2 separate regions of the Homo sapiens genome follow, and region 2 is linked to region 1. The links are chromatin contacts, found by Hi-C or POLR2A ChIA-PET in ENCODE. All regions are on one chromosome and are shown on one strand. Each heading gives the region's core, a stretch centred on a gene start or an enhancer-like site at or near the end of the contact. The rest is flanking DNA. Distances are from core to core; before and after follow the strand shown.

Evidence for each region. Hi-C counts contacts between places; a loop is a spot of excess contacts on that map. ChIA-PET counts read pairs that join two places held with the same protein, here RNA polymerase II (POLR2A). Pooled maps may share reads with other maps.
Region 2: a map of naive thymus-derived CD4-positive, alpha-beta T cell shows a loop between it and region 1 (20-fold over the local background). The contact joins the promoter of PPM1A here to the promoter of PSMA3 in region 1. A Hi-C loop is called at or near these places in 1 of 168 maps with a recorded cell type or tissue (naive thymus-derived CD4-positive, alpha-beta T cell), 1 of 37 single-sample maps with no recorded cell type and 9 of 50 pooled maps. POLR2A ChIA-PET finds 5 or more read pairs at or near these places in 1 of 52 experiments (CD4-positive, alpha-beta T cell).

What each region holds. Positions count from the first base shown.
Region 1 is chr14:58,242,366-58,246,301 of GRCh38, forward strand. PSMA3 (proteasome 20S subunit alpha 3) reads left to right here and starts at 2,478. Exons shown (of 11, transcript NM_002788.4): 1 at 2,478-2,576. The coding sequence starts at 2,556. RefSeq lists enhancers at 2,032-2,081, 2,122-2,321, 2,490-3,387, 2,502-2,951.
Region 2 is chr14:60,246,375-60,250,707 of GRCh38, forward strand. PPM1A (protein phosphatase, Mg2+/Mn2+ dependent 1A) reads left to right here and starts at 2,847. Exons shown (of 6, transcript NM_021003.5): 1 at 2,847-3,303. RefSeq lists enhancers at 1,401-1,650, 2,193-2,921, 2,231-2,280, 2,341-2,690 and silencers at 2,791-2,890, 3,091-3,830.

The DNA.
Region 1 (3,936 bases), core at 1,228-3,727:
AAAAAAAAACCACTTACAACTAGAATGTTTTAACGAGGGTTAGGTAAATTAAGTGGCTAGTCTTCCAAGTCATTCAAGTCCTTTTATCTATCGGTTTGTTCAAGAATAAAAACATCAATTGTAATGCTTCATTAGCAGGAAAAAGCAAAAGTAACTGAAATTCCTTTTTCCCCCTTACTTTCTATACCCAATTCTGCAAGCCCTATGTCTTAGCCCATATTCTGCTGCTATAACAGAATACCACAGACTAGGTAATTCATAAACAAGAAAAGTTTATTTGGCTCATGGTTTTAGAAGTCCAAGAGCATGGCACTGACATCTGGCAAGGGCATTGTGCTGTGTTATCCCATGACAGAGGATCAGAAGAGCAAGCGAATATGTGAGACAGAGAAAGCTGAAATCCAGTGAAACTCACCCCTTTATTAGGAACCCACTTCCAAGATAACTAACCCATTCTGAAAATGTCATTCATCCATAGTGCCCTCATGACCTAATCACCTCTTAAAGGCCCCACATCGCAATACCATTACATTGGCAATTAAATTTCAACACGTGTTTTGAAGGGGACATTCAAACCATAGCTCCCTACACATCTGAAATCCATCTACATATTTCCACCTCCACTGCCACCACTTTAGTCCAAATCACTCTCCATTACTGCTAGCTCACAAAAGTGCAATAACTTTCCAACTAGTATCCCTGCCTCTCTTCTTTCCCTTAGCTATCATTCTTCACACAGAAACAAGAGGTCATTTAATGATTTAAATCAAATCATATAATTCTCTTGCTTTAAAAACTCCTGATAACCTCACAGTAGAAAACCAATAATAAATGTGAAAAGAATGATGGAATTAGAAAATCACCATTTGGCAACCATTGTAATAATCAATTCAAATAAGAATCATCAGATATTAGAATTAATGAGTGAAATGTTGAGGCGTAAACAGGATGTGTACATATTCTCAAAGTATTTCCTCACAAGATACTAATTACAAAGGGAAAAATGAAACATTATCAGGGATAAATCTTCAGCAAGTGATCAAAGTTAACATTACCAGCAATAAAACAACTAACATCATGTCCCTTCTAATGTAATGCTCTGACATGAATGAATACAAGGTCATTTCTGTAGTATTCCTGCCATAAATGCATCACTTGAATCAAATAACAAAAAAATCAAACCTAAATTAAGGAATATTCTACAAAATAAATGGTTTGTATTCTTCAAAAGTGTTCATGCCATGAAAACTGAAGAAATACTAAGCAACTATTTTCCAGACTAAAGCAGATTGGAAACATGACAACTGAATGCAAGGTGTGATCTTGGATTTTCTTTTGCTATGAAGGACATTATTGGGCCATTTACCAAAAAAAAAAAAAAAATGCATAAAGTTGATAGATCATAGTATTGGTAATTTTCTGATTTTCACAATAATACTGTGTCTCTGTGAAATAATGTTCCTGTGTTGGGGGAAAATACACACTGACGTATTAATATTTAGGAGTAAAAAAAATGCTGATGCCCTATTTACAATCGGATTAAAATTCAAACCACTTCAAGATTTGGTCTCCTGTGCACTTGTTCTCTTCCTGTCATTCTTCCCCACTTAATCATTATGAGAGGTCACTCTGACGTGACAGTTCCCAGCGCAAGCCAAGTTTTTTACTGTTCCCTAAACCACTGTCTTTTGTTACCCTATTTTAGTTTAAATATCACTCACTCAGAAAGTCATTCCCTGAGCACACTGCCTAAAGTTAGTACCTCCATTGTCTATTAAAGCACTCTTTCTTCTTACTATTTTGCTTATTTATTGTTACCTATTTATTCCCACTGAATGGAAATTACATTAGAAATGGGGGTATGCTCTGTTCACGGCTTTTTCTTGAACACGTGGAATATACTAGCGCTCAAAAAATATCTTTAATCAGACTTATCTTTAACTCTTACCAAAAAGCGTTATACTCATAGAAAGAGCACTAATACTTCCGTAAAATTCTAAGCTGAATTCAAAGACGATACCCTTTAAGTGAAACTTCACGAGAGCCTGAGCACAAGGAGGTGAAGTGGATGCCATCAAGATTCTGGGTCAGGGTCGGGACGCGGAGGAAGACAGGTTACTTCGCGCCTACTGCTTTTTCTACTTTTTGTGAGAGTATACCAGCATCTCTCCCTTTGGCTTAAAGAAAGAATAAAGTGAGGAGAGAATAATAATATAAAAGATAAATAATAATTCCAAGGAAAGGAATAGAGCAGCTTCTCAGATACCACGACGCCAAGCGGCTCAAAGTACGCGAACCGAAGGAGGAGCCTTTGCTTTCCCCAACCCCGCCTCCATTGCTTCTGCACATGCGCGCCGCCAGCCTCTCGCGGCCCGCTTTTTTCCCACAATACTCCTCGTCCTGGGGGCCGGAGCCGCGGAACGAGCCACAGAGAAAAAGGTTATTGGTTGGCAGTTCAGCCAATGAGCGGGCCTGTTACTAGTTTGCGGCATCCTGTGGTATAGGGGAAGCGCTCCGGGCCTGGAATCCCTACGCGTCCCTTTGGGTTTAGCACGATGAGCTCAATCGGCACTGGGGTGAGTTCGCTGTCTGTCGGTGTAATAGTTTAACCTAAGGATTGGGGTTGAAGGGAACTCGGACAGACCACATGGGGTTCGCGGACCCGGGGTGCTCTGAGACCGCCTTCGGCTGGGTGGGCCATTTGCAGCTGTTTGGAGACCGGTCGTCTTTATCCCCTATATGCTAGGCCTGCGTCTCAGGTGACCGTGACTCCTGAAGCTTTTCAGCGCAGGTGTAGCCGGCTTGGCGTCGCCGCAGTGAGGTTTGGAGCCGCTTTGGATTGCTGAGTCACTTTCTTCAGCCACTTAGGGAAACCGAAAGTGGAAACTCGTGGGGCTTGAAATAGTGTGTTCTCTTGAGAACCACCGAGGCAGTGAGATTTGGGATTCCGGGGTCTGGAGATCGTGCTTTTTGTGGACTGCGTTTGCAGTTCCTAGGGTGCTGCTGATTCACAGGCCTTCTCTGTCTTTAAGTGTGCAGATCATTGACCGCTCAGTTTAAGAGTCACTGGAAATCCTGTCGGAACAGAACTAATAAAAATGGTCTGAAAAACAATCTGATGAATCCTTCAGTTTTTCCTTTCTCGTTTTTCCTATACAAATTACCTAACAGCGCTTGTAGGCATTTATTCCGTAAACGTTTAAATGGTTACTTAGGAACTTAACAGCTTCAGACTTTTCATAGACTGTTGAGGATTTTGCAGTGGGACTTGTTAACTTGTTTGGCTTTCCTTTGTTAAACGTATTGCATATGTGCAGTCAGTTTACTCCTTTTATGTACTTCTCTATATAGAAAATACAGTTTCTAAAAGATTTATTGGTTATTTGCACTAGAGTTATTGAATAATGAGTTTCTCAGTTCCTCAATTTCTACTTCTTAACAAGATTCTCATGCTCAGCCTTAAGTTCAAGTACCGGTGTTCTAAATTTGATAATAGGCAACTTATGTCTGGAATGGTTTAATCCATTCAGTTATGAATGCTAAAGTTCTGCCATACTTTTCTTGGATAAGTAAATGCTCAATATTAAATCTTGTAGCAAACTGACTTTGCAATTATATTAATATTACCTTGAATTAATAGTATTTCATTCTACAAACCTTTTAAAGAATACTTGATAATGTAACCATGTGGGATATTTTAGTAACAATGGTAGGGTTAATGATCTGGGTTTAACAGATCAGGAAACAGACTCAGAAAGTACCACTGCTGAAGGCTTTTCTTCTGTCTTCATTTCTCCCAAGAACTCCAGATACGAATATTTGTTTGTCTGCTTGACATGTCTGTTCACTTGATCGTTTAATAGTCATTTCGTACTGCATGTGAAAGTAGAGCTCTGGGTTTTCTCCTCACCTTGCCATTTTGCATCTACTACAGTC
Region 2 (4,333 bases), core at 1,597-4,096, 2.0 Mb after region 1:
TAGGCTATCAACACACACTAAATTCAGGACTTTAAAGCCAATCTTGTAGATAATCTTTTTCTTTGTTAATTGAAATATAAACAGATTTCCAAAGCAGAGCAGGATAGTTTTATAATATACCTATAAAAATTACTAAAATGTCATCATCATGGCAATATATTCCCACTAAAATCTTACTGTGAACATCCCAAATATGTGTAGAGGCCCGGCAAAGTCTTACAGTTCAGAAGAGAACTTTCAATCCTCTTTTTTCAATGTTATTTTCCCCTTCTATCTGTCCCCCCTTCTTAGCATAAGGTTTAATAAAAGGGGATATGATGATATTAAACATATTTAATCAGACAATATTGATATCTTTTTAAAATATTAATCTTATAACCCATGAGTTTCCTAGTTCATACCAAAATGTCCCTGCAAGCTGTATTCAGAAATAAATAGTAGGAAGGTGCTGCTTTATCGGCAGTCTGTACAATGCGTAGACTCCTTAAAAATTTCTTTCTGTTCATATTTTCTATTTCTCTCCCTCTTCTTCTACAATTGACCCAGATTCTCCAAGTGCAGAACAGAGAGAAGAAAGGTGTGGAAGCCTAAAGGAAGGAAGCAGAAAGATAGGCAGGCATTTCAAGTTTTCTATGGTCCACTACCGTCACTAGTGACCCAGCTTCTGCTTATAAATAAGAAAATTTGTCTTTTAAGAGCACTCTAAATGGTTGCCATATGAGCTTTTGTAGTTCAGAATGTTAATGAGTCCACCAGCATGCTACTCATGCTGTTACTTGCCTGGAGTATTAAGGATTCCAAGAAGGTAGCGTTTCAAAGATCTCTGATCTAATTTCTTTTTTTGGGGGGTCGGGGAGATATGTGGAGAATTAGGAAATGTATCCTCAGATGATACTGAGACCAAATGCATAGTGAATTTTATTTTTATTTTGTATATGTGGAAATGATCCACGATCATCTTCTAAGGAATTCTGGCCGGGAACAGTGGCTCACGACTGTAATCCCAGCACTTTGGGAGGCCGAGGAGGGTGGATCACGAGGTCAGGAAACCGAGACCATCCTGGCCAACACGGTGAAACCCTGTCTGAACTAAAAATACAAAAAAATTAGCCAGGCGTGGTGGCAGGCGCCTGTAGTCCCAGCTACTCGGGAGGCTGAGGCAGGAGAATGGCATGAACCCGGGAGGCGGAGCTTGCAGTGAGCCGAGATTGTGCCACTGTACTAGCCTGGATGAAAGAGCGAGACTCTGTCTCAAAAAAAAAAAAAAAAAAAAAAAAAAAAGTGAAGGAAACAGAACCTTCCCCAAAGTCATGTTGAGAAAATTAGAGATGGCTTTTTACAACTTTAAAAGCAGCAGCTAAATATTTGCTGAATGCCAGAAAGAATAAATAGGTTGCTTTTGATCTAAGAGTTGGGGCAACAAAATGGTTTAGGAGATAGAAAGTAGTAGGGTGCAAATTGCTATAGTGAGCTCCTCAAGTAAAATAGAGAGGCCTTCAACATAAATTTACCTTTTTTACTGGCCAGAACTCAATTTGGCCAGTAAAAGAACCTGCCTTCTACAATGAAGTCTTTGGTTTGTGTGTGCATCAGAACATCTTTTAAAAATACGGACTTTTCTTCTAACTTCTTTTCCTGCGAATGTGGTGTAGGTCAAATTCGTGAACTGGTTAAGCCGCTGACAAGAGAGGGAAGGGCACCCCAGCCAATGGGAACCCGTGCTGGTGATGTACTGCTCCTAGGCTGCGATTCATTGGCTGCCTAGGGTTTGTCATTCTATCCCCGGCGTCTGCAAGCAGCGTGGGTCGGGTTTTCCAGCTAGCTAAACTGGATTTTGGCCGCTGGCACGTGCAGTTTCTATTAACTTTAGCTCATCTCTACCTCTTAATAGAAGCAGCTGTTATGTTTCTGATTATTCTCCTGATTTTGAAAAATCCTGTTCCCTTAACCTACCTCATTGGAGGTCGTTGGAGGTCCCCTGGGACAGAACCACGTGATTATCTAACATGTGCAAATAAATACAATGTGGAATCCCCTGAACTATAGAGGGAAAACCTGCCAGAAACTCAGAGCATGTGCCCCGTGCGTGAATCAGTTGCACTCGCACATTGGTGGGCGGTGGTAGCGTGCTTGTGTCTCTGCCCTTTGGGTCGCGAGGTGTGTGGCCGTGGCACCTGCTTGGGCTTCCTGGGGTCACTGGGAGAGGAAGGCTCTGGAGGAGTGGGACTCTGGGGTAGGGGGGTCTGGCAGCTGCCTGGGACCCACCATGGGTTCGAAGGGCAGCGGCCAGACCGCGACGGCGCCCAAGAAGGGTGGACAGCTTCGGGTCTGTGCTCGGGGCTGCGTGTACACCATCTTCGCAGGGAGTGGGGTTTGTATCTGCAGGCAGGTAGAAGAGCCAGGGCTCCGGGCGCGGACGCCGTAGGGGTAGCTTCCGAGTCCCTACTTGGCCAAGGGCCGGCACGGAGGGGCTGTCGATCTACTGGGCACCTAATAGCCGCACATTCTGTCCAGTCCCTGGCGCCGGAACGTGAAGGCCCGGGTCCTGGCTGCTATCCGGGATCCGGACGCTCCCTTCGGCTTCGGCCTGGTGCTCCAGGCCGTAAGGCAAAGGCGGCGGCAGCAGCAGCGGCAGAGAAAGAAGCTGGGTAAGGCAGTGACGTCATCTGTGGCGGCCCCTCCCCCGCCCGCCAGCCCTCACCGCAGTTCCTGCCCAACGACATCCGGGTCTCTGTAGCTGCGCGCCGCGCCGCAGCTGTAGCGGCGGCGGAGCCAGCGGGGCGGGGCGAGCGGAGGGGTGGGGGAGGGGCGACGCGGTCGTGAGCGCGCCTGCGCGGGGCCGCGCTAGAGGCGGCGGCGGCGGCGGTGGCGGCGCTAGGGACGGGAGCGCGCGCGGGAGCTAGAGAGCAGTGGTCTCGGCGCTCGTCCGGCCCGCAGCTTCGGGTCCTCAGGCGGCTGTTGCTCCGGAACGGGTGGTTGGGGAGGGGGGGGTGGGGGGACTCTAGACAGCTGAGGCGCGAAAGCGATGAGTCCTCGGCTCTTCCTCCTCCTTCTCCGGGACCCGCTCTCTGCCTCCCTCTCCAACGCCCGGATGATCTGAGCCGCGAGGGCGCCGACAGCCGGGGGCCCGGACGCAGCCCGGCTCCTCCCCTCCTCCGCCCCTTCCCCAGCCTGACCTGGCCCGCCGCTGCAGCGGTGACCCCTCCCCCGGCTGCCGCCGTCGCCGCCGCGGTGACCCCCTCCCCGGCTGCCGCCGCCGCCGCCTCGGCCGACCAGGGACCTGCCCGCCTGCGGCTGCTCCGGGTAAGTGCGGCGCTCGGGCCGACGGCGGGCTGGCGGGCGGTGCGGGCCTGCGCGGCGGCGGCGGCGGGCAGGCCTGGGGCCTGTAAACAAGCCGGGCGTCTGCCCGGGCGCTCCCGGGAGGAGACGCGACAACTCCACCCCCTGGCCGGCCTCCTCCCCCGAGCCGGGCGGCGGACGGCGAGGGGTTAACGCTCGGCGAGGGCGGTGGCGGGGAGGCGGGGGCGGGGTGTTAGTTGCGGTGGCGCGGGGAGGGGGCGCGACCCTCTGGCCGTCCGCGGCCGAGATGGGTGTTTGTGGCGGCGAAGCAGGCGACGGCCGCAGGCCGGCCTGGCCGGAGAGCGGCCTGCAGAACTTTTCCCGAGCGGGGAGGGGGCGTCCCCGCGCCCCCACCCGCTCGGGCGCGCCGCCCCGGCTGTCCTGGGCTTCAGCCCCTGGGAGGGAGGCGGGGAGACTTCCTTTGAACCGGGCTTAGCCTCGAAAAACCTAATTCTGTAGAAATTGCTTAAGGTTTTACAGGGGGCAGGGCTGAGAGACTCCTTCAGAACTCAAGTCAGTGAGTGATGCCTCTAGTTCATTCATTATTAAGGCATCGAACAAATCCATTGAAGTAAATTCCGATTTCTTATCCTTTTAACTACGTAAATCGGGTAAAACTTCTTGATGTTAGAGCTTGGTTGAGGTATGGTTCTGTTCTGCTTGTAGATTTTAAATAAACTTGGAGCCTTTTCTTGAAAGACAGCTGGCTGTGGAGAGCCTTCTACCAACTGCAGTTTTAGATACGTTTTGAAAATTTCATCACCTGAGGTATTTTTCTTCTCTCCTGAAACACCACATGGTACAAATCCACAAAAGTCATGCTTCAGTTGTCCAAGCCATGGGATCTGTGTGCTAGCCCCACCTCCCCGCAAGTTTCCTGCTCATTGGAATAATGAGCTGAATGTGTTTTAAGAAGTGGTTGGAAGAGTATGAGAGATAGGTATCATTTTCTCAAAGGAAATGATTTTGACATTATTGAGAGAAATTAGACATT